Linked DNA regions of Homo sapiens: region 1 is linked to region 2. Evidence: chromatin loops called from intact Hi-C (ENCODE). Cell type or tissue: GM12878. All regions are shown on one strand. Each heading gives the region's core, and the rest is flanking DNA. Links, peaks and the distances in the headings are about the cores only. Region 1 holds the start of TCL1B (TCL1 family AKT coactivator B). Region 2 holds the start of LOC105370644 (a long non-coding RNA gene).

The links. A loop is a pair of places that touch in the nucleus more often than their neighbours do. Peaks named below come from ENCODE experiments on the same cell type or tissue, not always from the same donor. Only the 100,000 strongest peaks of a DNase experiment are listed, where the experiment ranks them.
Region 1: a loop joins it to region 2, with 7 times the contacts of the local background. A loop is called at or near these places in 3 of 110 quality-filtered maps.

The regions. Positions count from the first base shown.
Region 1 is chr14:95,676,564-95,692,172 of GRCh38, reverse strand. TCL1B (TCL1 family AKT coactivator B) reads right to left here and starts at 5,747. Exons shown (of 4, transcript NM_004918.4): 1 at 5,544-5,747; 2 at 1,267-1,437; 3 at 837-905; 4 at 1-242. The coding sequence starts at 5,705. The coding sequence ends at 852. In GM12878, for the core only: CTCF peaks have their summits at 8,155 (motif pointing right) and 11,584 (motif pointing right); no DNase peak of the experiment used is centred there.
Region 2 is chr14:95,768,643-95,784,251 of GRCh38, reverse strand. LOC105370644 (a long non-coding RNA gene) reads left to right here and starts at 9,298. Exons shown (of 3, transcript XR_944178.2): 1 at 9,298-9,386; 2 at 9,516-9,838; 3 at 12,400-12,681. RefSeq lists a silencer at 13,152-13,335. In GM12878, for the core only: a CTCF peak has its summit at 9,731 (motif pointing right); DNase peaks (open chromatin) are centred at 9,771 and 10,017.

The DNA.
Region 1 (15,609 bases), core at 4,332-12,331, 91 kb after region 2:
AGCACACAGACAGGGCCCCAGTGAAGCCCATCCAGGCCAGCTGCCCTAAGTACAGACCTGAGTGGGACAGGACAGGACTGATAACTAAGGAAAACGAGAGAAACTGAGTGTGCAGGGGCCCTACTGCCTTCTGCCTGCAAGGAGGCTATGCTGGGTGTGCAAACAGAAGAGCAGGTACATGAAGATCCTCACTGAGGGGGCATGAGGAGACACCAGGCCAGAAGAGGCAGGGCCAGCAGGGCCTGCGAGAAGACCAAAGGAGACAGTCAGTGAACTATGGGGGAGCCCGGCACCCCATCCAAGCTGCTGGGGTCAAAGGCAAGTCCAGTGCCAGCCCCTCCAATGGCCCAGGCCCTGCCTGGCCTGCTCCAAGCTGCTGCCCATCTGAGAGGAGCCCTCTATGGGTCAGTGCTGGGTCCTCCAAGGCCACCGTCACACGGCACCTCAGTGCCATGGTTAAATCTAGGGACCCGAGATCACTAGATTCACCGCTATTTCCTGGCTGTATGGTCTCGAGGAAGTCATTCCCATCCCCAGAGTCTTGTCTTTTCGTCGTGAAATGGGACATTAACACGTACACCTCACAAAATTCTCACAAGGATTAAATGATGAGTCTTATTCGATGAGATCCCATGCTTTAGGAACTTATTATGGGGGCCCACCCACTGTGTACCATCACATCCAAGGGGCTGGGGAACAGAGGTGACAGGTGGCTATGTAAGAAAAATCTCAGCAAACAGCAGGGAGGAGGAGGCCACGCCGTCTTTCTGAAAAGAGGAGAGGTCTTCTCACTTTCGTCTGATCCCTACACTGAGACGCACAGGGCCCCAACATACCAGCCACTCCCAGTGTCAGTCTTTCCTCTCCGGCTGATATGTTAGGACCAGCTGCTCCATAGAGTCAATCTGCAGGAGAGGGAGCAGCCATCAGAACCTCTGGGAGATGCTCTTCCAGTTGGCCTTAACGGCCGCCCATGCAGGCTGGCAGCAGCAGCAGGCAGGGGTGAGGCAGGTGGGAACTCCAGCTTGTGGATTTCCCTAGCCCAGGGAAGGCAACCCTCCCTCCCTCACCCACTCTGCCTGCATCCCACATGGGAACTCATGCACCGATCCACCCACACACACTCAGGCCTCCTTGAAGGAAGACTTGAGCAACAGGAAGAGGACAGACAAGAACCCCAAGGGGGCCAGGGGCACAGAAGAGAGAGGGCCACGGCAGTCACCAGGGGCCACCTGTCGCTTTCACCTAGAACCACCACACACTTGCCTGGCCATGGTCTGCTATTTCCCAGAAACTGGAATCCGCTGCTCGGTACTTCCTCCCGGGGTAGAGCTGCCACACGGCGGGCAGCTGGGAGAAGGGCATCTGGCCGGAGGAGAGTAGCTCCCGGGTATGCACTGCCATCTGCCACAAGTGCACTGTGATGCTGGGTTCATACTGAAGGGACCAGAAAAGAGGCGGCAAATCATGGATAGGGTTCCCTGCCAACTGGGCTGCACACAAGCAATGGCCAGTGGGCTGCCAGGGTCAGAGGTAAATGTTTTCAGAATTCCAGACCAAGAGCCTTGGCACTGGTACTTGTGGCTCCATCTAGGATGGCTGGGGCCCTTCTGGCCCCCTCTGACCTGCACCCTGCCTCGCCCCACTGCAATCCCCAAATTTAGCCACTGTTTCCAACCTGTCAACACCTTGGGTTAAAGCTGAGTATTCTCTTGGGGCTCCATCTCTGCCATTGCCGTAATTTTTTAAATCTTCGTTTTAAAAACAAGATATCCATGGACTCTGGATCTGAGGGTGATAGATTTTCCCGCCAAAATATATGGCAGTTCTGATCATGACCTTCACACACTTATAGTAAATATACGAAATAAGGCTGGGAGCAGTGGCTTATGCCTGTAATCCCAACACTTTGGGAGGCCAAGGCAGGAGGACTGCTTGAAGCCACGAGTTCAAGACCAGCCTCGGCAACATAATGAGACTCTGTCTCTACAAAAAATAAAAAATTAGCTGGCCATGGTGGCATGTGCCTACAGTCCCAGCTACTCGGGAAGCTAAGGTGAGAAGATTTCTTGAACCTGGGAGGTAGAGGCTGTTGTAAGCTATCGTCAGGTCACTGCACTCCAGCCTGGGAGACAGAGCAAGACTCTGTCTCAAAATAAATACATAATAATAAAAATAACAAAATTAGGCTGGTACTGGAAGTTAGAAAGATGATAGGAAAAGTAAAACCAAAGCTTCCTACGTTATGCAACAAAATGGAAAGTCTTTTGCACAATTTTCTAAGTATTTGTCTTCTTTTGTGATAAAATGTCTTTTTGAATTAAGAATATTAGTGCTCTATCAATCAGACATGTTGTGAATAATTTTTCTCAGTTTGTCGTCCTCACTTTTTTTATGGACTGCTTTTGCAAAGAGAAGTATTTTAAATTATACGGCAAAATCTCTCCTTCTCTGTGTATTCTGACTGTAGATCAGAGATCAGCAAACTAAGTCTGGCTTGCATCTGCTTTTGCAAATAAAGCTTTATTGTAAATAAACTAAGGCTCCTTCCCTCATTCCTTTACCGTTGCCTTTAGCTGCTTTTGCACTGCAATAGCAGAGCTGAGTAGCTGCAAGAGCATAGCTCTCCAAGTGGAAAATGTTTACCATCAGATCCTTTACAGAAAAAGGTGGCTGATCTTTGCATTAGATGTGTCGCCCAGGAAGCCTAATTCCCACCCTAAGACATCGATCTATTTTTAAGAAAGAAGGGGAAAAAATACTTACTAAGTAGGTCCCTTATCCCACCCGTGGCTAAGTTATTTGAAGAATCCATTCTATTTCCACTGAATCATTTAAAAAAAAAAAAAATCTTAACTGTTTTTTTTGTTTTGCTTTGTTTTGTTTGAGACGGAGTCTTGCTCTGTCGCCCAGGCTGGAGTGCAGTGGCTGGATCTCAGCTCACTGCAAGCTCTGCCTCCCAGGTTCAAGCCATTCTCCTGCCTCAGCCCCCCGAGTAGCTGGGACTACAGACGCCTGCCACCGCACCCGGCTAATTTTTTTGTATTTTTAGTAGAGACGGGGTTTCACCGTGTTAGCCAGGATGGTCTCGATCTCCTGACCTTGTGATCCGCCCGCCTCGGCCCCCCAAAGTGCTGGGATTACAGGCGTGAGCCACCGCACCCGGCCAACTGTTTTTAAGAGTACAGTTTGGTGGCATTAAGTGCATTGACATGTGGAACCGTCGGCACTATCCACCTCCAGAACTTTTTATCTTCCCAAACTGAGACTCCGTACCTGTTACTAACATTAACTTCCCATCCTCGACTCCCTCCAGCCCCTGGCAGCTACCATTCCACTTTATGAATGAGACCACTCTGAGTACCTCATACAAGAGAATCTGTCCTTCCGTGACTGGCATATTTCATTTAGTATAATGGCTCCAAGTTTCATCCGTGTGTCTGACTTTTAAGGGTGAATACTTCATGGTTTGTGTTGTTTACCCATTCATCTATCAATGGACACTGGGGCTGCCACCACCTTTTGGCTAGTATGAATGATACTGCTGTGAACATGGATGTATGAATACATGCTTAAGTTCCGGCTTCAGAGTCTTGTGGGTATATATCCAGAAGCGGCATTGCTGGATTATGCCGTAATTCTTTCTTTGAGAAATCCTCATCCTGTTTTCCATAGTGGCTGCACCATTTTACAGTGCCCTCCATTAACACTTTTTCAGGCTTTTGAAAAACTTAAAATATTTGCTCCACAATTTTTGCATGCTTTATTTAGTGTATGTACAGAAAAGCCTTTCCATGTTCTCTACCAACATTTTTTGAAATAACCTATTTGAACTTTTTTTAGGAAATGTGTTATATTGTTTAAAGTGTCAGTGAACTGGCTGGGCGAGGTGGCTCACCTGTAATCCCAGCACTTTGGGAGGCCAAGGTGGGCAGATCACTTGAGGTCAGGAGTTCAAAACCAGCCTGGCCCACATGATTAAACTTTGTCTCTCCTGAAAATAACAAAAAAAATTAACTGTAAAAAAAAATCGCCTGTAATCCAAGCTACTCGGGAGGCTGAGGCATGAGAATCACTTGAGCCTGGGAGGTGGAGGTTGCAGTGAGCCAACATCACACCAGTGCACTCCAGCCGCAACAGAGCAAGACTTTCTCAAAAAACAAACAAACAGGCAGTGAATTGTTTACGAAGACCTAAACGGCATTTTTTTTTTTTTTTTTTGGGACGGAGTCTCACTCTGTCACCCAGGCTGGAGTGCAGTGGTGCGATCTCGGCTCACTACAAGCTTCGCCTCCCGGGTTCACGCCATTCTCCTGCCTCAGCCTCCCGAGTAGCTGGGACTACAGGCGTCCACCACCACGCCCGGCTAATTTTTTGTATTTTTAGTAGAGACGGGGTTTCCCCATGTTGGCTAGGATGGTCTCGATCTCCTGATCTCGTGATAAGCCCATCTCGGCCTCCCAAAGTGCTGGGATTACAGGCGTGAGCCACCGCGCCCAGCCCTAAATGGCATTTTAAATATCCGGATATGCTTTTACCACATTACACTAAGGTACAGCCAGCCCCCCATTTCCATGGATACTGCACCCATGAATTCGACTAACCTCAGATTAAAAATATTTTGGGAAAAAAAGAAATTCCACAAAGTTCCCAAAAGCAGAGCTTGAAGTGATGTGTAGGTGTAGCATTAGGTGTTATTAGTAATCTGATTTCAAATATAGTAGAGGATGCGCTGAGGTTATATGTAATTACTACCCAGGTCATTTTCTATCAGGGACTTGAGCATCCACAGTCGGTCCTGGAATCAATTCCCCACCGCCACCCACACCAGAAACGCTACTGTATTTACTTCATCCCTCAAAGACTGGCTGTGATCTAAAGCCCTCATCTACAGCCGTTTCCTGAGTCATTATCATTATCACCTGGGGAGCTTTTGAAAAGTAAAGAATCTAGGACTCCACCCAAGCCTCCTGAATTAATTTCCAGAATCTGTTATCAGTCAAATGCTTCCCCAGGCCATTCAGGCGGTGAGCCATGTATGTGAGCATGTCTGTGACTAGCTTGCCACAGAGGTATATTATTCTCATTTTGCAGATCAGTAATCTGACACCAATGTCATGTTCATCCTGTTGGCCCACCTGGTGCCTCCAGGCTGCAATGCTTTTGCTTATACTACTCCTGCCTCCTTTCTAGACCTGGAGAACTCCTACTCATCCCACAAAGCCCAGCTCAATAGCTGCCCCATTTGTGGGCCTTCCCAGCAGGCACTGGGAATGGCACTAAGCCCTGAGCTACCTTAGCCTCGGCTTCACCACGCAGGACCACATTATCTCATGTGGATAAGCTTGTGCCTGTGGTCCCTTTACGGGGGGTGTTCCTGGGGCCAGGGCTGGGCATGGACATTGCTGCGCTCCTAGACCTGCACAGAAGTGAGTTTTCCAGTGCGGGTGAGAACGGCCCCCTCTGACCCCCACCGCGGTCCCACACGGGCAGGGGTCAGTGCGCAGCCCTCCCCACAGCCTCCCCTCGTGCCCAGGACTCACTCTGCTGCCCTGGGAGGCCCTGGCCCATTCCCTACGCGAGGGATTGAACCGCACGACCACAGTCACCCAGGTTCTCCCCTCCTCATCTTCGTAGATGCCAGGCCTCTGGATCCACAGACGGCCAGGGGGCACCCCTAGACGCACAGAAGCTTCGGAGGCCATGGCAAGTCTGCAACCGGGACCCGCCTCTAGGCTCACACGTGTAGCTTTCCAGCTGCGCAATCTCCTTAAATGGAGCAGCTCCGGCGTGGGTGGGGCCCGGGCCGGCAGTGGGGGCGGGGCCGGCAGTGGGGGCGGGGCCAGTCGGGGGAGGAGGGGGAGGAGGAGGAAGGGGGAGGAGGGAGGAGGGAGGAGGGAGGAGGAGGAGGGGGGAAAAAAGCAACCTGCAGCAGGGGCTAGGCAGGGACGAGGCCAAAGAGCAGCGGAGTTAGGAACCCGGCCTGGGTCTCCTGGAGGGGCTGTGGCTGGACCGGCAGCTGCTGGAGGCAAAAGGGCGGCTCCCGGGGATAGAGCTGCCCAGGCTTCACCCCAGGCCTCTGCAAGGAATTTGGCTCCTAAGACCTATTCCACCTCCCTTCCACTGGTCCCAGTCCCTCCGCAGCCTCCTCCCTGAGCACCCCTGCCCAATTTTCTGTCAGGTGATTCCCCTCCTTTGCTCCCCACGACCCCCTGCCAACCATCCTGCCCCAGATCCTGAGCTGGCATGCACGACCCTGGTCTCTCCTATCCCTGTGGCCATTCCTTTAACAGGACTCTGTGTCAGGGACCCTTCTCTGAGCTTAGAGCTTAGAGGCATGGGGGGCGGGGGGCGCTGTAACCTCAGTGGACTCTTGCCCCTGGAGGTATCTGGTGAAGGCGCATCCTGCACAAATCAAGCTCCCTCTCCTTAGAAAATAAGCCAGTGCACTATCAGCATCTGAGCTCAGGATCAGATAAAGCCCACAGAAACAAGGCCACCGGAGGCCACGTGGCCACCTGGCCAGCCCATCCTTGGCCATGGGGCCCAGAGTGCCCACTTGGCCTGGTCGTCTTACTTGCTCGACTTTGTCAAGAGGCCTCAGAAGCTCAAGAACATAGCAAGAAGCAGGTCCGTTCTATAAGCACCCTGGGCTGCTTCTAAATGCACCATGAATAGGAACCTTTTCCTTTTGAAAACCACAAGCATGATTCTTCTAGTTCAAGTGAAGATTAGTATTGAGATGATGCCATTCTGCTGGGGAGATGTGAAAATGATTTCTGGACAGTCCTGATCCAGTGTAAATGGCAGGTAGGATAACCACTTTTGAAGAACTCCCTGGGCAGCTTCTGTGGAGGACTGAGTCTTGTTTTCACAGCAATTCCACCTCCATCCCCAGTGTTTTTCCAAGGAACCAACACTTGGGGTGGGAATGGAGTGGGCCAGGAAGACAAGGGACATCACAGTCTCATATAATGTGATCCATACATGGAATCACGTACGTGTGTCACCTTTGCCATATTCCATTGGTCAGGGGTAGGTCCTATCCTTACTCAAGGTTATGAATACCAGGAGGCAGGGATCATGGGGACCCCTGGTCTCCTGGGCCCCCCTGAAGCCTGTTTGCTGTAGGTACCTACCCTATGGGACTCCTCTGAGGATCAGATGAGGCTGTGTGTATAGTGTTAAAGCCTGACACATAGTGAATACTTGAAATACCCTGGTCAATAGTTATGTTCTCAGACTAGTTCCCTCTCCCAGGCAGAATCCATCATTCCTACCCTTGTAACCCCAATGCAATTGCTATTTATCTCTATCATTTTCTGTTGCAAATATATATTTTGATATTCTCAACCTCACTCCCTGATGGGCAGGTGTGTGGCTGTCAGTGGGGTTGGAGGTAAAGGTTGCCTAATATGTGGGGAGCCCCTATGCCATGTCAGGCATTTTTCATAGGGTATCTCACTAACACCTCCCAACAACTCCATAAACTAGAGACCGTCACCCCCATTTCATAGATGAAGTATCAGAGGCTTGAGTGGCTTAGCAACCTGAATGAAGTGGGTAGCAGAGGAAGGATATGGACCCAGCTGTTCCTGGCTCTAACATGCATGCTGCTTGTTGACTGCCTTGGCCAAGTTTGGCTCATTACATGGAAGAGGCAGAACCTGGAGTAGGGAGATCCACAGTGGCTACTGTAGAAATGGTGGTGGGGTCTGAAGATGGAGACTGAGAACACCTTGCCATGAGTGGGTGGTCAGAAGGTAAGCAGAGGTCTCCATAGGCAGAAAGAAATAACTACCAGTTAGCCTCAAGGTGGAAAATAGATTGCTTCACCGATCACCCTCTTTGGCCAGGTCTCCCATCCCTCAACCCTTGGACCTGGTATGAAAAAAGCCACGGAGCTGCAGGTGACAACAGTTTGGTTCCTGGTCCTTCAGCTGGTCTTTGTCCATGTCATGTCTGAGATAAGTGAGATAAGGCTATGTCTTCTGGCCAAGTTGTCCATCTCTGGTACCTGTGACCTGAAGGATTCACTCTCCGGGGTAGGTGTCACCAATGTCTTTGAGAACCACTTTGATCTCTCCAGAATTGCTCCCAGGATTGCCTGGTACTGATGGTGCACTCATGCCTGGGCCCAATGCTCTCCTCCTCCAGCAGAGGGAGCCCTTCACAAGCCCCAAGCCCTGGGGACGTTGAGGCTGGACACCCACTTGCCGGAAGGATTCCAGACCACAAACAAGGAGGCGCTGTGCAGGGCTTGGAAGGCTGGGTAAGAGTCACTGATACCTCTGCACATTTCTGTTCAGCTCCTCCTAGGTACTGGGCCAAAATGGCAGGGCAGACAAGATGCCAAAGGCAGACAGCCTAGACAGGGCATGGTTTAGATGGAACTGGCAAAGTTGTCCCACCGAGTAAGCAGCATGAGTAGACCTGGAGGAGAGGTAATTCAGGGTGTGTCTGGAGATCAGGAATAATGAGGATTATCCAAGCTCATATGATAAAGAATAAGAATGTGGTGGTGGTGGGGGCAGGGGTGGTATTGATGCTCCATTGTAAGCATCAAACACGCCAGTCCCAGCAGCTGGTTTTGAATGATGAGCAATGAGTGTTTGAGACAAGGAGTGACATAAGTATGCACTTAATGTTAGAACTAATGATAAAACCAAAGAGTGGCTTAGTATCAAGTAGATCATGACTACTAGAGAAAAGACTGGATGGGGATTGTGCAGATAATAACAAAAACAAGAACATCCAAGTTCCAGCTCTGCTTATTTCAGACAGTGAGCAGAGCAAACTTGCAAAGTGGTAAAAGAAAGTCAACCCAACCACGGAACTGAAGAATGAGGGTTTAGGAAAGTTTTGCTTATGTACACTATTTTCTTCTAAAGATTTTATTTAGATTAATTTTTCCATGTTGATATCCAATTAATGCCAATTATTTAAAAGACTATGCTTTGTCTACTGTACGGTATTATCACTTCTGTCATAAATCTGGGAACATTTATGTATGAGTCTGTTTCTGGACACTTTTCTATTCCATTAGTCTGTTTGTCTCTCCTTGTGTTGATACCACATTGCTAATTACTATAGCTTTAAAATAGGTCTTTATATCTTATTGTAAGATTCTGTTTCTCTGGAGAACCCTAATATAGCTATTCTCTTCCCTTTACATATCCATATGCATTTTAAAATCAGCTTGTTAATCCTCCCCACCTCCAAAAGCCTGCTAAGATTGATTGGGATTGTGTTGAATCTATAGGTATATTTGAAGAGAATTAACATCTCCAACATATTAAGACTTACGATCCGAAGCAATTGCATAGTGTATCCTTCCATATTTTGGGTTGTCTTTAACTGTTCTCTCTGATTTCATTAAATTAACTCTTAAGTATTTGATTGATGCTATTTTAAATGTCATTTCAAATTATGTATTATGTTTGTTGCTGTTATAAAAAAATGCAACTGGTTTGTGTGCATTGACACTATATCTAAGACCTAGATAAATTGACTTAACTCTAATAGTTTATCCACTATTTGAGGAAATGTCTTAGCCATTGTATCTTCAACTATTCCCGTCTCATCCTTTCTTTTCCTCCCTTTCCCTCTCTTTCAGTGACTCCAATTACACATTGTCAGACCCTTTAAACAAGTGTACCGTGCTCTCTATGCTCTGTTCTTGTTTTGTTTCCTTTTTTTTCCTCTCTGAGCTTCAATGTTGATGTTTTCTATTAGTTTATCTTCCAGTTCACTAATGCTGACATCTGCTATAACCAATCTGCTCTCAAACAATTCATTTCTTTGCTGCAAATATTATATTTATTAGTTCCAGGATGCCCATTTGATGCTTTTTTTAAAGATTAAAACTTTATCTGATAATCTCTACACTCTTAATCATTTTGTCCATCATTCTATTTCTTTGGACATAATCATGGTTACTTTAAAGTTCTTGTCTAATAACTCTGGTTTACTGGTGGGCCTCCTTCTATTGTCTACTTTTTCTCTTGGTTTTTAGTTAAATGGTCTTTTCTCTTGAGTAATATTTAAAGGAATGCCAAATATTTTGTATAAAAGCACTGGAAAGACTCTAGCGTTTTCCCCCCAAGTAGAGTTAACCCTATTCTCTGCTAGGCAGATAGAGTGAAGTATTAAACAGTTTAATCCCAATAGGGACTAAACTGAGTCAAGGTTAAGATGCAGTTTGGATAAGAATCAGTCTATCCAGCCAGGCACAGTGGCTCACTTTGTAATCCCCACACTTTGGGAAGCCAAGGTGGGTGGATCGCTTGAGCTCAGGAGTTTGAGACCAGCCTGGGCAACACAGTGAGACCCCCATCTCTACAAAAAAATATAAAAAGAGCTGGGTACAGTGGTGCATGCCTGTAGCTCCAGCTGAGGCTGAGGTGGGAGGATCACTTGAACCCAGGAGGTCAAGGCTGCAGTGAGTCAAGATTGAGCCACTGCACTCCAGCCTGGGTGACAGAGTGAGACCCTATATTAAAAAAAAAAAAATTGCCTATCTATCTCTAGTTTGCCCTGCTCTTAGAGTATGACCCTCAATCAAGAGTCTGGTAGGTCTTTGTCTCAGCACTGTGAACAAAATTCTCTGGAAAGGAAACTGGAGGAAAGAGACTTTATATTCCAGTGAATAGTTTGCAAACCAGGGAGATGCAGCCTTCAGTGTAAAACAAGATGTGTTCCAGAGCACAAAGGGAGGGTTGGGGTTCTGTAGCAAAAGTTTCCACCCAGGTTCCCAATCAGGTCCATTTATGCAAATGAGAGATTCAGACTCAGGTAGTTCCAATTAGTTGATACAGCTGAGCCTTGATTGGTCAAGGCAGGTGGGCTCTGATTGGTTGGTTTAGGCGTGCTCTGAAAGTCACCAAGTCAAACAGAGGTGTTGGATTTCTGGGAACTCAGGAGTACCTATGTGATTTCTAGTTAGCAGATGGCTGCTTGGCTGTATTTTACTATTTCACATTTAGGCCTCGTTAGCCACTGGGGATCTTTCTGTCTTTTTTTTTTTTTTTTTTCCTTTTGAGATGGCGTCTGGCTCTGTCGCCCAGGCTGGAGTGCAGTGGCGCAATCTCGGCTCACCGCAAGTTCCGCCTCCCGGGTTCACGCCATTCTCCTGCCTCAGCCTCCCGAGTAGCTGGGACTACAGGCGCCCACCATCACGCCCGGCTAATTTTTTTGTATTTTTAGTAGAGACGGGGTTTCACCGTGTTAGCCAGGATGGTCTTGATCTCCTGACCTCGTGATCCGCCCGCCTCGGCCTCCCAAAGTGCTGGGATTACAGGCGTGAGCCACCGCGCCCGGCCTAGGGATCTTTCTTGAAAGATTGGCTCTTTCAGGTTCACATTTGTTCATGACACTAAGAGACTGCAGGAAATTATTTTCCTTTTGGGGGTTTTGGCTTTGCTCTTCAGCATCCTGCCCTGAACTGCTTCAAATTGTAAAAAGCCTGTGGAGAGAGGGTACTGGCCACGCATTTGAGATTCCCTCAAGTCTCCACATTTGTCCAGCTGCACAAAACTCACAGCTAATGTTCTCAGGAAAAAGCAGCTGCAGATGCCTGACAGCAGGGGTCAGTTCACCTGCTCTCCAGCGTTTTCAGCTCCTGCCAAGCTGTTCTCAGGAACTCCACCCCCTGGTGAGCCTTTGTCTTCTCAGGAGACCACAGGGAGCCTGGGCAACACGGTGAGACCCCACTCTACAAAAAATACAAAAAGTACCCGGGAGTGGTGGCACGTGCCTGTGGTCCCAGCTACTCCGGGGCTGAGGTGGGAGGATCACTTGAGCCTGAGAGGTCCAGGCTGCAGTGAGCTGTGATTTTGCCACTGCATTCCTGCCTGGGTGACAGAAAGAGACACTGCCTCAAAAAAAAAAAAAAAGACCACGGGAAATTCCACTCTACTTTCCTGAGGTCTTCAGCTTAGCCTGTCAGCCTCTCACATCACACAGCTTCACAGTTCAGCACCTCTGAAGGAGGAAGCTGGCTGGATGTTTGAGGCCCCCCCAAGCCTCTAATTTGATGACTCCACAGCATCCCCCGACTGGACTCAGCACCAATTTCAGTCTTTGCCCAGGATTATCAAATGACAGGAAGGGAAAGGCATCTGCAGATGCTCACCTCTGAGCTGTCCTCCCTTCTCCAGAATTTTACTTCCTCTGGCCCTTGTTGCTTCCATAGCTCCCCGATGGTTTGGAAAATACAATCTTTATTTTTATTTAGATTTTCCATAGCGTGGCTGTAGTGTTACCAGAAAGGGGTCCCAATCCAGACCTCAAGAGAAGGTTCTTGGACCTCATGCAAGAATTTGGGGCAAGTCCATAGGCTAAAGTGAAAGCAAGTTTATTAAGAAAGTAAAGGAATATAGAATGGCTACTCCATAGGCAAAGCAGCCCTGAGGGCTGCTGGTTGGCTATTTTCATGGTTATTTCTTGATTATATGCTAAACAAGGGGTGGATTATTCATGAGTTTTCCAGGAAAGGGGTGGACAATTGGAATGGAGGGCTCCTCCCCTTTTAGACATATAGGGTAACTTCCTGATGTGTCCATGTCATTTGTAAACTGTCACGGTGCTGGTGGGAGTGTCTTTTATCATGTTAATTTTATAATTAGTGAATAATCAGCAGTGAGGACAACCAGAGATCACTTTTGTCGCCATCTTGGTTTTGGTGGGTTTTGACTGGCTTTTCTTATCACAATCTGTTTTATCAGCAAGGTCTTTGTGACGTGTATCTTGTGCTGACCTCCTGTCTCATCCTGTGACTTAGAATGCCTAAGCTCATGGGAATGCAGCCCAGTAGGTCTCAGCCTTATTTTACTCAACCCCTATTCAAAATGGAGTCACTCTGATTCAAACGCCTCTGAAAGTAGCATTGGCCTGTTGCCAACCACTTCATCTCACCCTAAGAGAGGGAGAGCTGTTTTTTTTTTTTTTTTTTTTTTAAGGTAGAAGGAATTAAATTATGTCTTTGTGCTGATGGAATTGATGCTGGAGAGACTGGACTACAGGCAAGGTATAAACTGAAGTGGTGAGAGCCCAAGGGGATGACTTGGCTTGAAGGAAGGAGGGGCTCTTCTTCCAGTGTAACTGAAAGGAACAAGGAGAATCGGCTCAGATGCAAGTAAGGGTTTTAGGTTTGGGGGCAAGAAGATGAAATTCCTTTCCTCCACCTTTCACAACATGAAATTACAAATGGTTATTTTGTAATTTTCTAAGACCTAACCTTGGAAAATAAACACGTGAAAATATTAAGAATATGTTTATGACCTTCGATAGGGATGATCTTCTTAAAGATGACAAACAAAGCAAAAGTATGACTTTTTTTTTTTTTTTTTTTTTTTTTGAGATGGAGTTTTGTTCTTGTTGCCCAGGCTGGAGTGCAATGACACCATCTCGGTTCACCATAACCTCCGCTTCCCGGGTTCAAGCAATTCTCCTGTCTCAGCCTCCTGAGTAGCTGGGAATACAGGCACGTGCCACCACACCAGCTAATTTTGTATTTTTAGTAGAGACAGGGTTTCTCCGTGTTGGTCAGGTTGGTCTCGAACTCCCGACCTCAGGTAATCTGCCTGCCTCAGCCTCCCAAAGTGCTGGGATTACAGGTATGAGCCACCGAAAAGTATGACTTCTTATGACAATACATGAAGTTTTAAAAGTGACCAGAGTAAGAGAAGATAGTAACAATATATAGCAAAGTATTAGTTTCCAGTATATGTAATGAACTCTTACAGATCAGTAAGTAAAGCGAATAACCCATTGGAAAAATAGGGAACAGCTAGAATTCACAGAAAAGGAGATGAAAACGGCCAGTTGCTGTATGAGAAGATGTTCAATCTCACAAGTAATCAAGAAAATGCAAATTTTAAAAGTGAGATACATTTTTAAAATCTATAGTAGTGCCAAACAAAAGCACTTGGCAATATCAAATGTTGGCAAGTGGTGTCGTTTGCCTTATTGACCAGGTCCCTTCTTCACAAGGAGCTGGTGAGGGAGAACCAGGCTCTTCCTCCCGTGGCCACCCTAGCCAGTCAGTTTCCACAGAACTAACACACCAGGCTGGGCAGGCCAATGCAAGTTTCTTTACTGAAAGGTGGGTCCGTTTCAAAAGGACAGTTTGGACACAGAATAGACAAACATTAGAGTTTGAGAGTTTTCCCTTGAGTTTTGCAAGACAAAACATCTAGTAACTTCAGTATTCACCAGGAAAAATTCCCCAGTGCCTCTCCCTCCAGCCCTTTCTCCTGCCTGCCTTCAGGATCACCCCTTGTCTCATAGGTTTTCATTTTTCAGTTCTCCTTCTTGGATAGAGTCTATCCTGCCCACAGGTGAGCCCTCTCTTCCCATGCCAAATTTCCATCTAACCCTTGGTCTGAAGCAGGTGCAGGCTTCAGCCAGGTGGAAGCTGCTGGGTGGGTGCTGCCTAGCCTTTGACGGTTGGGTAAGGAGAAGCGGGGTGAAGTTAGGGTGATGGGCTCCAGTCTGTTGGCCAAGGTTGAGCCTGGCTTCTCTCATTCAAGTTTCCTCATTGGCAAGAACTGTAAGCCTGCCAGTTCTTTTATTAATAGATCTATAAAGTTGGCACCTCTCCCAAGGGCAGATCTTTTCTCCCCCATAGGACAAGACAGTCTAAAACCAAATTGAGGAAACAACACTTTCTCTGTTAGCACGGGCTCGTCCTGCCCTTGCAAACTTTGGTCTCATTATTGGCAGAGGGGCTTTTGATTTCTCCCCAGCTCCACTGAGAGGGGGTGGGGAGAGCTGGATTTATCTTTCATAGCTGAGCTTTGTTGGAAGAGGACCAAGGGATAAATTCATTCAGCCCAGCCATTCTTTCTCCTTCCCCAGACACATGGAAAAAGAAGGTTCCTACAATGGAATAGTATTTTCCATTTGCAAATGAGTTAGGAAGCCAGGGGCACACAGCATCAAGCCTATGGCAGAACTCTTGCCTCCCTTTCAGTCAGAATAATTGTCTCCCACCTTGTATTCAGACTTTTGTTATCACATCAGCCTCACTCTGACTTGGCTTACAGCGTGTAGGTTTATATTGCCTGGATCCTATTTCAGGGTTTCTATCTCTGTCTCCATTAGACTCTGGCTCCCGAACAAAAAGGGGACCTGGAATATTTGAAAGTGAAATGGGAGAGTTCCCTGACCCCTGTCCCATGATGTGTGACAGGGGCATAGCTCTTATGTTCAGCCGCCACATCCTCAAACCCCTTACCGGAGGGGGAGCATGCAGACGGGCAGGTGCAGGAGCCAGGGCAAGCACTTTTTGGGCTCCGGACCCATGGCAGCACCTATGGGTGGGTGTCTGCAACTCCCAGAGTCCAAGTGGGCACATGTTACAGCGTTCTGTTAGCCTTGCTGTCCGTGGATGACTTAAGTGTTAGACAGTTCACTGGACCTAGGTCTTTGTCCAATGTCCAGGAAGAATCAGGTCACACATAAACTTGAAGGATGAATGCAGCGGTTTCACTGAGTGGTGGAGGTGGCTCTCAGCAGGATGGATGGGGAGCTGGAAGGGGGATGGAGTGGGAAGATGATCTTCCCCTGGAGTTTGGCTGTCCAGTGGCTAATCTCCTCTCCAACCGC
Region 2 (15,609 bases), core at 4,949-12,948:
ATTTACTGAGGGCTAGGATCCTTGCATACATTATGTCTTTAATCCAAATAACAACCTTGAAAGGCAATGATTATTGGCCCCATCCTCCTGGGGAGCAAAAATTGAATCTCACTGAGGAATCCCTTATCAAGAGCACACAGCAGACCAACACAGCAACTTCATTTTGCTATACTGACCATTACATCAAGCTACCACCACTAAACATGCTCTAATTTTGAAGTGGCAATTAATTCATTTTTCCATTTTAGTTAATTAAAAGCACAGATCCAGCCAGGAATTTTAATTGGTCATCCAGAACTGCCATGTAGTACTGCTTGTACTTCTAGCCCCAACCAAAGGGATTTGGCATCCTTGTTCACTGTGCTGAATATTGTGAGTAACTGCAAGGATATCTATGTGGGTTTTTTTTTTAAATATTGGAATGGTTTCTAACACCCTTCAATCCTCCTTCAAGGATGCCTAGGGATGTGGGGAGCCAGAACATGGAAAGGTGAAGAAGGCAGAGCCTGGGAACCCTGGCACCCTTGTTAAGGTTTATAAATGGGTCTTCTCCAGGAAGCTGAGAAAATACTCAGCCCTACCAGCTCCTTTCTCCATCTTGGGAACATTTCCTTTCATTTTCACAGAGTCAGGCTTGTGATTATTTTCAGTTCCAATATGAGTTTGTCACTGTGTGGAGTGGAAATGAGGTGGATGTCAAATAAATACCTGATAGAGTTTCTGCCTCACAAACTGGGGAGTGTTCAGAGAACCTTCAACATCAATGAGAATTCTATTACAGTATTTTCTGGGCTGCTGTTTATTTCTTTAGTCAGAGGGTCCGAATTCAGGGCCTCACTACCTCCCCCGGGAAGCTGTCTCTAATTTCTCCCCCTTTGATGTGTTGTGCATACAGCATTTGATTAGTCTTTGGTAGAGCAACTCTATCTAATAAAGTTACTCATCTGCTCCAAGATTCTCAATGGTTCCCTATTGCCTTCCAGTATAGCTCATAATCCTTAGCTGGCTATTGAGGGCCCTTCACAATTTAGCCATAACCTATCATTCTAACCTCATATCCTGCTGCATCTCTCCACAAACATCATGGTCCAGTCACATGAGTTTAATTTCTATTCCACAAATTCATAGCTCAGGATGTGCAAATTGCCTTATCAGTTTCTTGGCACATAGGCCACCCCAATGTAATAAGAGGCTTCCTCAAAAACACCATTGAAAGCAGTCTGCTGGCAAGACAGAAGTCAGAATCTTTTGTAATTTTATCATGGAAGTGACATCCCCTCAATGTTGCAGTGTTTTGTTTATTAGAAGCAAGTCACTCAAGGGGAGGGGATTACATGAGGCTGTGGACATCAGCGGGTAAGGACCACTGGAGACCATCTTAAAAGCTGCCTACTGCAATTCCTGTTCAAGACCTACCATCCCTTTAAGAGTTAAATCAAATTATATTCCTCAAAGATCTTTCTGTATGTCCTAGTCAGAATAATTCCTCTCACTTCATAACATCCTCGTTCTACATTGCTTTATTTGTCCTTCTAGAGGAACACTTGTATTAATGCCTATATTAGAGACACTTGAAGATGTCTGTCTTTACCACCAGTTTGGGAGCCCCTGGAGGGCAGGAATCACATCTGTTTCTGTCTCTGCATTTTACGCAGCCTAATGGAAGAGAGGTGTTGCGTAAATGTTTGCTGAAGTGAGTTGGCCAACTCTTCTGCTCCTTTAGAAATAGCTTTTAGCCTCCAATTTCAAACACAGAAAATAATTCACTGACAGGGTGTATATCTTGGGAGATAAGGGAATATATGCTTTTCTCAGAGTTTAAAAAATCCAAGATTTGACAGGTTAAGAAATAGGAGTTTGCCATAAACTGGAGCAGAGAGAAGCAAGTTTCTCTGAAGGCGTTCATGTATACAATATATGACCATATATAAAAATTCACAAGGTAATAATAATAATAAATAATGCTTACTATGCCAAGTGCTGTATGCTTTACCTACCTTGGACCACTTAATTCTCACAATAGTCCTACCATGTTGGACAACTTGTCCCCATTCTACAAATGAGAAAGGCTAGACTTCAAGAGGTAGGTAACTGCCCCGAGATTATAGGGTCTTATGACAAAGGCTATGCTCCTCACTGCTCCCCTGGGTGCCTTTTTCTTATTTTCTTAAATAAAGAATTTCCTTTTTCTTATTACTATTGAAAAGCTGTAATTTTACCACAGTGAAGTTAGAATTGCACTGGGCCAGTTCTGAAGCATAGCTTCATGAATGACACATAGGTCTGCATGTCAGGAGAGCTGAATTTTTGTTTTGGTTATATCCCAAACTTGCAGTACAACCTAGGTCTGCATATCAGGAGAGCTGAATTTTTGTTTTGGGTATATCTCAAACTTGCAGTACAACGCTGGAAAGGTGATTTGCTGTCTCGGGATCTTCTTTTCTAAAAACAGATGCAAATTATGTAATATCTAAGGTTCATCACAATTCTAACAGTATATAGGATTTAATTATAAACCATTACAGATAATTTAAATTGTATTGCTAAAATATACGTTAAAATCAGATCATTGCTATTTTGTCAAAATCCCTCTTGTTTGTTTATATATGTATATATATAAAGGAGGAACCATTTAAAGTTACATTTCAAAATGTCATCATGGAATAAAGAGACTAAGCCTCAGTGATATCATTTGGGATACTTTTTTAATGAGGTTTTTTTTTTTTAGAAAATCTTGTCAATAAGTCATAACGGACTATATTCCCTATTACAGACCCACAGGTTTCATTACGGACCATTTAGGAAGATTAAAGAACACTCTCTCTGGAGGGGACTTGAGTCTCAGAGCATCTAGGACATCACATTAAGCATCTGAAATACTCATTTTCGGTTTCTAACAGTGGATTAATGAATCTACAAAGAACACACTTATTAAAACCAACATATGCTGAGGGATAATAAACCTAGTCCACATTTTCATCTGTCTCTTTCTGCCTGTGAATAAAGGGAAAAGGAGCGTGAAAATTGAGTTGCTGTCCTACCCAACACTCTTATCTTCCTCGTTGTGTGTGATGGTGGGAAGTAGTGTCATGGATTGGACACTGGTCTTGGGGTCAAGTACACAGGGTCCAAGCCCTGACTAAGCCATTCACCTTGTACAAATCATTTGACCTTCTGTAGGCCTGTTTCTTTCTCTTCAAAATAGGCTACACCAGAGATTTTCAGAGTGTGCCCCTCAGAGCTTGAGGCATTTCTTCCTCAGTGCTTGTGGGAATGCTGCTGGGTGATGACCGGATGAAGGGGTTTCTCAACATTAAATGTTGTTGTTAGAAAACCACTGGCTGGTTGATGTGTAGAGTCTTTTCCAGTTAGATTTTGGAGGTGATAGGGAAATATCTATTGATGTTTCTGTATTCTTGAATTTTTGTTCTTGTTGTTGTTTTTGTTTTTGTTTTGTTTTGAGATGGAGTCTTGCTCTGTCGCCCAGGCTAGAGTGCAGTGGCGCGATCTCGGCTCACCGCAAGCTCCACCTCCCAGGTTCACGCCATTCTCCTGCCTCAGCCTCCCAAGTAGCTGGGACTACAGGTGCCCGCCACCATGCCCAGCTAATTTTTTGTATTTTTAGTAGAGACAGGGTTTCACCATGTTAGCCAGGATGGTCTCGATCTCCTGACTTCGTGATCCACCCGCCTTGGCCTCCCAAAGTTCTAGGATTACAGGCGTGAGCCACCATGCCCGGCCTATTCTTGAATTTTTTTTAGCTTATAATTCATGTTTGTAATATTCCAATATACATGCATACATGCTGTTATGGCTAAAATAACATATGAATAGGTACCATATTGTCAGATTGAGCCTTCCTGGGGCCTCAGTAGAGTCAAGGTCAGAACTCTTTGGCATAGGTAATATTTTCTGATCCCAGAGCTTGAAAGAAACAGAGGAGGTTCATTTAAAAAGGGAACTGAGACTCAGGTTATGCAACAAAGAGAGGAGTGGACACCAGGTTTTCTGTCTCCTGTTTCAGGATGTTCTCTGCTGTCCCGTGCTCCCTGCTCTGCTGTTCTCCATCCTACAGCATCTCTGTGCTGTGCTACAGTTGCTTGTGGGCATCATGCCATTCTTCCTAAACCATAAGTTTCTGGGGGGTCCAGGCTGTTCTGTCACAATGACCAATGGTGTGCGTTTCATCCCATCATCCCCTGAGGGGGCTGCAGACATTTGTCATCATCAGGAGAAGAAAAAGAAAGCTTTAGGAAGATAAATCATGGTTTTTTTTTCTTCACTAAGGAACTCTTTAAACTGGAACCCATCTCCACAAATTATGGAACATACATACTGAAGTGTCATTTTTTGCAGAAAACAATGATTCACCCAAGTTTTTCCTGACTGGAGATTTAAATTGGGCTGTCCGTCAACTTGCTGTCAATCAGCTTCTCCTATCCTGAGCCGCACATACAGTCAGAAATAGAAATCATAAGGTCTGTTCTCTGAGGGGAAGCAGGGCTAAGTTTCATCCCTTGTGATTTGCCTCTCAGTCAGTTGGCAAACACATGGCAAGCACCTACTATGTGCCAGACTTTGAGAAGGTGGGAGGGAAGCTAAAAACGAAAAAGGCATGGACTTTCCCTGTATCCATTTTCTATTTTCGTAACAAATTACCACAGAGCAACTTAAAATAACACAAATTTATTATCTCACAATTTCTGCTGGTTAGAAATCTAACACTGAGCTAAAATCAAGGGCCATCAGGGCTGCATTCCTTACTGGAGTCCCTGGGGAAGAACCCACTACTGCACTTATTCAGGTTGTTGACCTGACTCAGTTCCTTTGCTGTGGTAGAACTGAGGCCCCATTTCTTTGTTGACCATGACTGGGGGTCTCCCTCAGCTCCCACAGGCCTCTCCCCAGGCCTTGCATGTGGTGGCCACTTGCACCTCAGAACCAGCCACGATGTGCCAAGTCCTCAGGCCTAGGCTCTCTCTTCTCTTTCTGCTGCACCTGTGTCTCCAGCCAGAGAAGGTTCTCTGCTTTTATGGGCTCATGTGGTTAGCTTGGGAAAGAATAATCTCCCTGTCTTCAGAATAATCTCCCTGTCTTCAAATTTCTAATCTCATTTACATCTGCAAAATTCCCTCACAACAATACCTAGACTCATGTTTGCTTGAATAACCAGGAGATGGGAATTGTATTAGTCCTTTTTCACACTGCTATGAAGAAATACCCAAGACTGGGTAATTTATAAAGGAAAGAGGTTTAATTGACTCACAGTTCCACATTGTTGGGGAGGCCTCAGGAAACTTACAATCATGGCAGAAGGCAAAGGAGAAGCAGGCACCTTCTTCACAGGGTGGCAGGATGGAGTGAGTGCAAGCAGGGGAAATGCCAGACACATAAAACCATGAGATCTCATGGGACTCACTCACTGTCACAAGAACAGCATGGGAAAAACTGCCCCCATGATCTGATTACCTCCACCTGGTCCCGCCCTTGCCATGAGGGGATTATGAGGATTACAATTCAGGATGATATTTTTTGGGGGGGGTACACAGCAAAACCATATCAGGAATCTCAGGGGATGTGACAGTTAATTTTATGTGTCAACATGATTGGTCCACCGGGTGTCCAGACATTGGTTGAACATTATTCTGGGTGTGTTTGTTCTGGGTGTGTTTGTAAGTGTGTCTCTGGATGACAACAGCAATTGAATTGGTAGATGGAGTATACTAGATTGCCCTCCCAATATGGTGGGCCTCATCCAACCAGTCAAAGGCCTGAATAGAACCAAAGGGCTGACGTGCCTGAGAGTAAGAGGGAGCTCCTCCTGCCTGACTTCCTTAGAGTTAAGACATTGTGTTTTTCCTGTCTTTGAACTCAAACTGAAGTATTGACTCTTCCTGGTCTTAAGCCTACAGGTCTTTGGACTCATCAGCCCTCCTGGTTTCCAGGCCTTCCGATTCAGACTGGAACTACACCATCAGCTCTCCTGGGTCTCCAGTTTGCCAATTTAAGATCTTGGGTCTTGTCCCTCCATAATCATGTGAGCCATGTATGTATGTGTGTATATATATATGCACACATATATATATGCACACATATATATATATTCCCATTAATTACCTAACTCATGTATATATGTATATATAAATATAAATTCCCATTAGTTATCTAATTCATATATATGTGTATATATATACACACAATATGCATACACACACACATATATATATACACACACACACTTCTTTTCTAATACATATCCATGTTGGTTCTCTTCCTGTGGAGAACCCTAATATACAGGAGTATACCTCTATGAACAACCTCCTTCAAAACTGTATCTTCTGGAGCCAGGCTCTTCAACAGGGATGCAAACTCAAAAGCCTTCAGGGTCAAGGCGAAAAATCAAAATACCTGATAGGCATGGTGTAATACAACAGGGCAGTGGTGGTTCTGTGGTGAACTGGAGTGTACAAGCTCTACCTACTTTTAAGTTTTCTAAAATCACAATGCTGGCCAAACAAAACACACTTGTAGCTAAATAGGGTCAGGAGCCTTAGAGTCTTCAACGAAATGAAAACTGTTATACTAGAGGCTTGCTGGAGAACCACAAAGGAAGGATAGAAATGTTTTTATAAAAAAGATGACATTTGCATTGAGCCTTGGTGGTGAATTCTAAGTTCTCCAGGCCCAGGGGGAGGAAGGGCACTCCAGACAGAGAGAAGAGCATAGCAAAGCGGCAGAGCCCTGGTGGTGCCCACGTCTGCTGTGCAGTGGGCAGGAGCACAGGGCCCAGGCAAGCAGCTGGAGAGTAGATGGGGGCCAGACTCAGGAGGGCTCTTCTGTCAGGAGAGCAGCCGTGCCACCCACACACTCCCTGAGACTGGTGTCAGGTGCAAGGTAGGCCTGGGCTGGGAGCCTCAGATCAGCCAGAGATCCATTTCGCTTTCTATACAGGGATTTCATCATGAGAGACTGAGAGGAACACAGCTTGAATAGCAATGAGGGCCTTACCTCCTTTTGTGCACAGCAGGCAAGGCTGTGCCCTGCACACCAGGGCCTGGGCTGGGGGAGCTGGACCCCTGGAGACTGAGGCCCCTGCCTTCCCCATCTTACTCATTCTCACAACTAGTACCCCTTTCTCATTAATTACCTAATAATTGTTTGAATGTCTGACGCCAGGTGAGCCATCCACCAATTAAAGCCAAGGAAAGCCTGCAGCCCCCCAGGTGGTCGAGGGAAGCACCTCTGGGGAAAGGCCCGGCCTGGCAGGCAGGATCTGTGAGCTGCATTCAGCTTCACTCTTCACCACCTGCCTTTCTGGGATCCCAGTTCCATCCTCTGAGGAATTACAGCCTTGGGCTGTTTACTGCCAGTCATGTCCAGGCTCTCAAGGTCTACTCTAAGTCCAAGTCCAGACTTCTGTAGATCTTCAGCCTGAAAAAGGTTTTCTTCCTTTTCTACCCCAGAGACACAAAACCCTTAGAAGCAGCAAAAGCACAATGAGAAATTGCAGAAAGGAAACTGGGTATCACTTCTGGCTAATGTTGGAGTTTCTCTTCCCCACCCATGTTCAGGATAAATGACAGGAAAAGGGCAGAGGCATCAGGCAGACGGGGGAGACAAAACCTCCGTTGAAAAAAGTAAGGTTGGGGCAAGTGGCTTAGTTGCATGGGTCCCTAAAATTTTACCTCTGAATCAGACACCTGTGCCTACCCAGCTCTAAAAGAGGACCCAGAAAGGGCTGATCCCAACATGCCCAGTTCCTTCTCCCAGGCTCACCAGTTCGGTAAATGCTGCCACCTTTCTTGGGAAGGTGTGAGTAAGGTGAAGAGTGTGTGGCAGAAAGAGACCAAGGGTGTCGCCCTAGTGGAGGTCCTTCCACATGGAAACATAAGGAGTAGGGGAAAAATATCCCCCCTATAAGAGCTAGTAATGATAATAATGAATAACACATATTGAAGGCTGAATGTGCCAGACTCTAAAAGTGTATTGTTTTGTTTCCTCAAGACCATTTCATGAGGTAGGTAGTGGAGAAACTGAGGCACAGAAAATGTCACTGGCCCAAAGGTCACACGCCAGGTGATATAATTTGGAATGTGTGTCCCCACCCAAATCTCATATTGAAATGTAACCCCCAATGTTGAAGGTAGGGCCTGGTGGGAGGGGATTGGGTCATCGGGGCAGATTTCTCATGAATAGTTTAGTACCATCCCCTGTGGTACTGTCCTCGCGACAGTGAGTGAGTTCTCATGAGATCTGGTTATTTAAATACGTGTGGCACCTTCCCTCACCTCCCTTGCTCCTGCTTTCGCAATGTGATGTGCCTACCCCACCTTTGCCTTCTGCCATGATTGGAAACTTCCTGAGGCCTCCCCAGAAGCAGAAGCTGCCATGCTTCCTGTACAGCCTGCAGAACCATGAGCCAACCAAACCTCTTTTCTCATACATTATCCAGTCTCAGGTATTTCTTTATAGCAATGCCACAACGAACTAACATACCTGGCGAGTGTCAGGTAGTGAGACTGCACAGCTCTCTTTCCTGACCATTCACTCTAGACCAGCTCTCTCCTGACAGCTGGGGGACCTGGCGCAAGGCTCTTGACCTCACCATGTCTTGGGTCTCTCACCTGCAGAGTCATGGCAGTCCCCAGAGCATGGGGTTTGGTGAAGATCGTGCCCCGGATGTACTTCTATTTTGAACTTACTCAGGTTGGAGAGGCTGGATAATGTAGTGAGAGGGGCATAATGTGGTGGAATCAACCAGGAGGTTCAATTTCTTTCCCCTCAAAAAGGACCATAATAGGCCGGGCGCGGTGACTCATGCCTGTAATCCCAGCACTTTGGGAGGCCGAGGCAGGTGGATCACCTAAGGTTGGGAGTTCGCGACCAGCCTGACCAACATGGAGAAACCCCATCTCTACTGAAAATACAAAAAATTAGCCAGGCATGGTGGCTCATGCCTGTAATCCCAGCTACTCAGGAGGCTGAGGCAGGAGAATCGATTGAACCTGGGAGGCGGAGGTTGCAGTGAGCTGAGATTGTGCCGTTGCACTCCAGCCTGGGTAACAAGAGCAAAACTCCGTCTTAAAAAAAAAAAAAAGGTCATAATATCTACGTCATGCAGACAGACCAACGTCCGCGGTGTAGACCTACATCTACAGCACAGGAGTCTTATGAGTTAAAGCTGCGCAATGCGTAATAGCTGTTGTTTTGTTGCCGCTGCTGTCATAATTGCCTTGGGGTCTCCTGCCCTCCTTCCGCCACTAGACTCTGGTTTTTGTCTCCCAGAACCATCGCAATGTCTGGCATGTAACAGCCGCTAGATGAGTATGAGGTGGGGTGGATAGGCGTTACTTCTTCCTCGCCGCCCACCTTCCCACACCGCCCAGGTGAGCTCTCCAGGCCCTGTTAGCGTCCCGAATTTCCCTGTTAGTGTCCTGTTAGCATCCTGAATTTCCACTTAGAAGAGCACTCACTACTCTTGAAATAGATTGTTGAATTTTTGCTTTCCCTGCCAGATTATCAACACCATTAATGGAGGGCTGTGACTTTCTCATTCACCATTTACACCCACCCGTGGTACCATGGCGGGAATATGGAACTCACTCAATGGATGTCTATAAGATGGATGAACGAGAAAATGAATTGAGTGAGCGAGTGGATGATTTCACAGAACTGCTGTGTCCCGGACCAAATACAGGATCAAACCTTGACCCTGTGCAATTCCAGATATGACCAACAGAGGGTGCACTGCTCTGAGGTTCATAAAGATAACGCGATTTCTGTCCTTAAAGCTTGAAAACCAGCTGAGTGACTGATGCTATCCGGCACGTGGCTTCAGGTAATGCCCGGTTTAATGGCCTCAGTTGAAGCTGCCGACTTTCCACAGCTGAGCTCCCAGCCAAGCTGGGGCAGTAAGACAGCTTTGTTAGGGCTAAAAAGCCTTTTCTGTATTTCGAAGATGTAGGTACAATCCCAGTAAGGCATTCAATGGCATAATTTTATTGGCAGAGTTAGCGTATATTTTAATCAGGCATTAAAGATGGTGGGACTCACACTGGCCTGGAAATCCTGATTCTGTGCTCACCTGTATAAAACCTTGAACAAGGGGTTTCCTCATTCATTCACCCACTCATTTCATTTATTGGACAAACTTTTTCTGAGTGTGAAGTATGCCAAAAGCACAGGAATATTTGAGTTGAAAAGTCAAGTCCTTGTCCTTAGAGAGCTCAGAGATAAAAGGGGTATGATAGGCATGAAACAGACATTTCAACACCAGAGCCATCATACAGACTGTGTCAAATGGCACAGAGGCACAGAGAAGGAGCACCCAATTCATCCCAGGAGATGCGGTCAGGAAACAGCTCTAGGAAGAGGTGGCCTTCAAGCTTTGTCTGAAAGGATGGGTGAATGAACAGGTGCAGGGATGGAGTCCCTGGCAGGAGGACCAGCAAGAGCAAACGCAGGGAGGCTTGGAGGCGTGCGTCTTGCTTGAAGAAGTGCACTAAGGGCAGTTAGTGTGCAAAGTATTCATGCACGGACCAGATAAGGGCCTTTTGTACTGAGAGCAGAGGCCCTACTTCATCCAGATGGCAAAAGAGAACTTTTGAAGGATTTTAAGCAGGGAGCTGACAGGGCCAGTGTTGTATTTTGAAAGATCACTCTGTTGACCAAGCAGGCAATTGGGATGGAAGGTGGCTGGTGGGAGGAGGCCTCTCTGAGCTCAGTTTTCTCACCTGAGATGTCTGAGAGTGGAAGAAGATGGCCTAGAAACTTCCTTTGGGTTCAATGTTCTGTTTTTTCCACACACAGATATAGACACTTTAGTCCTTCAGCGTGAACAGAGGTTATCAGAAACACATCACAACTGGGGGTTGAGGGGGAAAGGTTTCCAGCAAGCTGGGGTCTAAAAATACCATGATCTAACTGGGTCTGTCTGTCACCCACTACTTCAGTGGGTCTGATGCGGTGTCAAGAAGCTGTTGTCTGTATCTGTCTGCAGCCCTAGTTAAGAAAAGCCTGCAGGAAGCAATTAAGAAGGGAAGATGCCACTCACCTTGGACGGGTGTCCCGCTGAGGCACTCTGCAGTTAACAAAGTGTCTAACAAAGTGTCCAAAGGCAGAACTCGAAGTCAGACACTTTCCTGGAGTTGTCCCTGACCTTCAGAAAATGGGACCACTGTGGCCTTTGTGGAACCTACGTTCTCCTGGTAATGCCAAGGAAAGAACCCAGAAAGAAATGCTCTCTATTCCTCATCCCAGGAGCCCCATGCCCAGGAGGGTTCCGTTTTGCTCATGAGGCAAGAGCAGAGGAGACAGGGAGATTTATGAGAAAGGGACACAGTCCTTCACAGGCAAGTTCACCAGATACAGATGGCAGAAAAAGTGTTCCTGGAAGAGGAAACAGCTTAGATAATGATCTCGAGTCAGGAATCGTACTAACCTAATGCGATTGTGTTGGGACAGGTCTTGAGCGTTGCTTTTTCAGTAATTGGAGACATCTCTAATGTCAAAGGGGACAGCCTGGGAGACTGCTCAGGTCTCGATGTTATATTGACAAGACTGGCAGGACTGGTATCAATGAGGGATTTCCTAGTCCTTGCAATACTGTAAACATTCACCTATAAAACCCCCTGGGTGGCCGGGTGCGGTGGCTCACGCCTGTAATCCCAGCACTTTGGGAGGCCGAGGCAGGCGGATCATGAGGTCAGGAAATCGAGACCATCCTGGCTAACATGGTGAAACCCTGCCTCTATTAAAAATACAAAAAAAAAAAAATTAGCCGGGCGTGGTGGCGGGCGCCTGCAGTCCCAGCTACTCGAGAGACTGAGGCAGGAGAATGGCATGAACCCGGGAGGCAGAGCTTGCAGTGAGCCAAGATAGCGCCACTGCACTCCAGCCTGGGCGACAGAGCGAGAATCCGTCTCAAAAAAAAAAAAACCCTGGGCCTGCCAGTGGTTATTTGTATGTGCACATTGATTTTAAAAACTTATAAGGGTATATGCAGTTTGAAACTATGTACGTGCATTTAAAAATACGTAAGACAGTGCTGTAAATTGTTTAGGTATTTATCCTTAAACCATGAAAGTCTGGGCAGGAAGACTGTATGCCAACTTCGATACAGAGGCAACCTCTGGGGAGACGGAGGCAAAGGTTTTATAACATCTGCAACGTTTTTCGACAAAGAGAATATGCTATTAAATTACTTTTCTATGTGTGTTTTAAGTGTTTCATAATTGGGGATTAACATATGAAAATGGAAATCACTGACAGCAATAATAAAACTAGAGCTCTTTTCTGGAATCCATTCATTCGGGTGCTGGTTCATCAGGGCTCTGCCTTCTGCAAGCCCCACTCTCCAGTCTGCCTCTCCCCAACCCAGACCTGCTCTCTTTCACCCAGACCAGGTGGCACCTTAGAATCGAGTTGCTTTCTCCAGACGCCTGACCCATCACAGCCGTAGGCCTTCCTGAGTCTGATCGGTGCTACAGAGATGGGATTTGAGGCCTGCATTGCCACTGGGTTCACTCTGCCACCTCCTACACCATCCTGGCCCAGACCCTAATGTGGCCTTCTATCTGATTGCTGTTCCAGAAGTGGAGGAGGAGAAGCTGCCCCTCCCTGGTGTAGGATCACCTACTCACCGCGGGCTCAGGTCAGTTCTCCATGCCTCTCAGCCCTGCCTGCTTGGTCACCATCCCCAGTGGAAACCCCTCCAGGCACCCAGTTTTTTCTACCACCTCATGTTGCTCCCTGACCCAAATTTCCTCTGCTCTCCTACCTGCCCCCTTCCCCACTGTGCATTCCAGAATCCCAGCTGTAGAGCAGGAATGCCCTCTGCTCTCATGCTGCTAATAAAGACATATCTGAAACTGGGTAATTTATAAAGAAAAAGAGGTTTAATGGACTCACAGTTCCACGTGGCTGGGGAAGACTCACAATCCTGGTGGAAGATGAAAGGCACAGCTTACAAGGTGGCAGACAAGAGAGAGTGAGAGCCAAACAAAAGTGGAAACCCCTTATAAACCCATCAGATCTCATGAGCCTTATTCACTACCACGAGAACAGTATGGGGGAAACTGGCCCCATGATTCAATGATCTCCCACCAGGTCCCTCCCACAACACGTGGGAATTGTGGGAGCTACAATTCAAGATGAGATTTGGGTGGGGACACAGCCAAACCATATCACCTCTCTATCCTGAACCTCTCATTCAGCTCTCTTCATCCTCCCTGCTGAGGCTTGGCTGTCTTCCAAGGGTGCCACTTCCTGACAGGCTTCTTCTCACATGAGGGACAGACACAGGCTGAAATTCTTCTTAATCCCCACTGCTCCTCCTAGACCATTATTTCTTCAGCTTCACATACAAAGCCCGTTCTTTCAGGATCACATCCTCAGGCCAGATAGTCCTATGCTGTTCCTTCCTGCCGTTGTCTCCAAAACCCCAGACATTCTTCTTTATTTACAGAGCACTCTGGCACCTGAACGCTGCACTATGAATGCCTTTGAGTATTACAGGCTGCAAACCTGCCACTGGCTGAATCAGCCCTGCACACATTATTTATTTGTTTTTAAATAGGAATGTGTATTAGCCAGCTCAGGCTGCCATAACAAAATAGTCCAGATTGAGTGGCTTAAGCAAGAGATTTATTTTCTCATAGTCCTGGAGGATGTAAGTCTGAGGCCAGGGTGACAGTAGGATTGGTTTCTGCTGAGGGTGCTCTCTCTAGTTTGCAGATGGCCATCTTCTTGCTGTGTCCTCACATGGCCTTTTCTCTGTGTGCATGCAGGGGACGCAGGAATAGGAGAGGGAGAGGGAGAGGGAGAGGGAGGGGGAGGGAGAGAGAGAGAGAGAGAGAGAGAGAGAGAGAGAGAGAGAGAGAGAGAGACAGGGAAAATAAATGAGCTCTGTCTCTTCTTATAAAGATACTAATCCTATTAGATTAGGGCCCCCAACCCATGACCTTGTTTAACCTTAATTACTTCCTTAGAGGATCTATTTCCAAATAGAGACACACTGGGGGCCAGGGCTTTGCCCTGTGAATTCTGGGGGGATGCAAGCTGATATGGTTTGGCTCTGCATCCACACCCAAATCTCATCTCGAATTGTAATCCCCACACTCCCCACGTGTCGAGGGAGGGACCTGGTGGGAGGTGACTGGATCATGGGGGCAGTTTCTCCATGCTATTCTCGTGATAGTGAGTGAGTTCTCATGAGATCTGATGGTTTTATTAGAGGCTCTTCCCCCTTCACTCCCTCTCTCTTTCCTGCTGCCTTGTGAAGGAGATACTTGCTTCTCCTTCACCTGCCTCTGTGATTGTAAGTTTCTGGAGGCCTCCCCAATCATGCAGAACTGAGTCAATTAAACCTCCTTTCTTTATAAATTACCCAGTCTCAGAGAAGTTTTTTATTGCAGTATAAAAACAGACTAATACACAAGCATTCATTCCATAAAATAAGGTGGATGTTGTTGGGAGCAAGCTCCCCAAAGTCTGGCCATAAACTGGCCCCAAAACTGGCCATAAATAAAATCTCTGCAGCAATGCAACATGTCCATAATGGCCATAACGCTCAGGCTGGAAGGTTGTGGGTTTACGGGAATGAGGGCAAGGAACATCTGGCCCACCCAGGGTGGAAAACCGCTGAAAGGCATTCTTAAGCCACAAACAAAAGCCTGAGTGATCTGTGTCTTAAGGACATGCTCCTGCTGCAATTAATTCGGCCCATCCCTTCGTTTCCCTTAAGGGATACTTTTAGTTAATTTAATATCTATAGACACAATGCTAATGACTGGTTTGCTGTTAATAAATATGTGGGGAAATCTCTGTTCGGGGCTCTCAGCTCTGAAGGCTGTGAGACCCCTGATTTCCCACATCACACCTCTATACTTCTGTGTGTGTGTCTTTAATTCCTCTAGCGCCGCTGCGTTAGGGTCTCTCCCTAATGCGGACTGAGCTGGTCTCGGCAAGATGTCTTTGAGCATGCATGCCCTCTTGTTCACTACCATCCCTACCATTCCCTATTTCTTTCTCCCTTCCTACCACAGTCTCTTGCATGTCTACCATGCTGAATGATCTTCACTCTCCTCTAGCTCAGCAGCCAAGTTCAGCTGCATCCTGAGCCATGTTGTCACCCAGGACCTTTGCATCCCTGAAGCCAGTCCACAACCTTCTGGTTACTGTTTCCTAACTTTCTATCCTGCTGAACTGCGTCCATTGGATCAGGTACAAAACCAGACTTCTACATCTTGGGACAGTTTTTGAACCAAGACCCTTGATGTGGCTGTGTTCCCCAGAGGCTCTGCCACACGTGAGGAAGACAATGAATCCAGCTCACACCCCATAAGAGAGCACAGAAAGAACTGGAGTTAGAAAATGGATGCAGTCAGGGGCAAGTAACTTAGCTTTCTGGGCCTCAATGTCCCCATCTGTAAATGTGAGAATACCAATTCCTTCTTCCTAAGCTTTTTGTGTAAATTAAACTTCATGTCCATGGATACGCTTTGTAAACCGCAATCATGGAGCACAGGGAGTCAGGTGTCACCTGAGAAGCACATGTTCCTCTAATTGATACTGGAGACACCATCTCCTTCTATGGACATATTAGTCAGG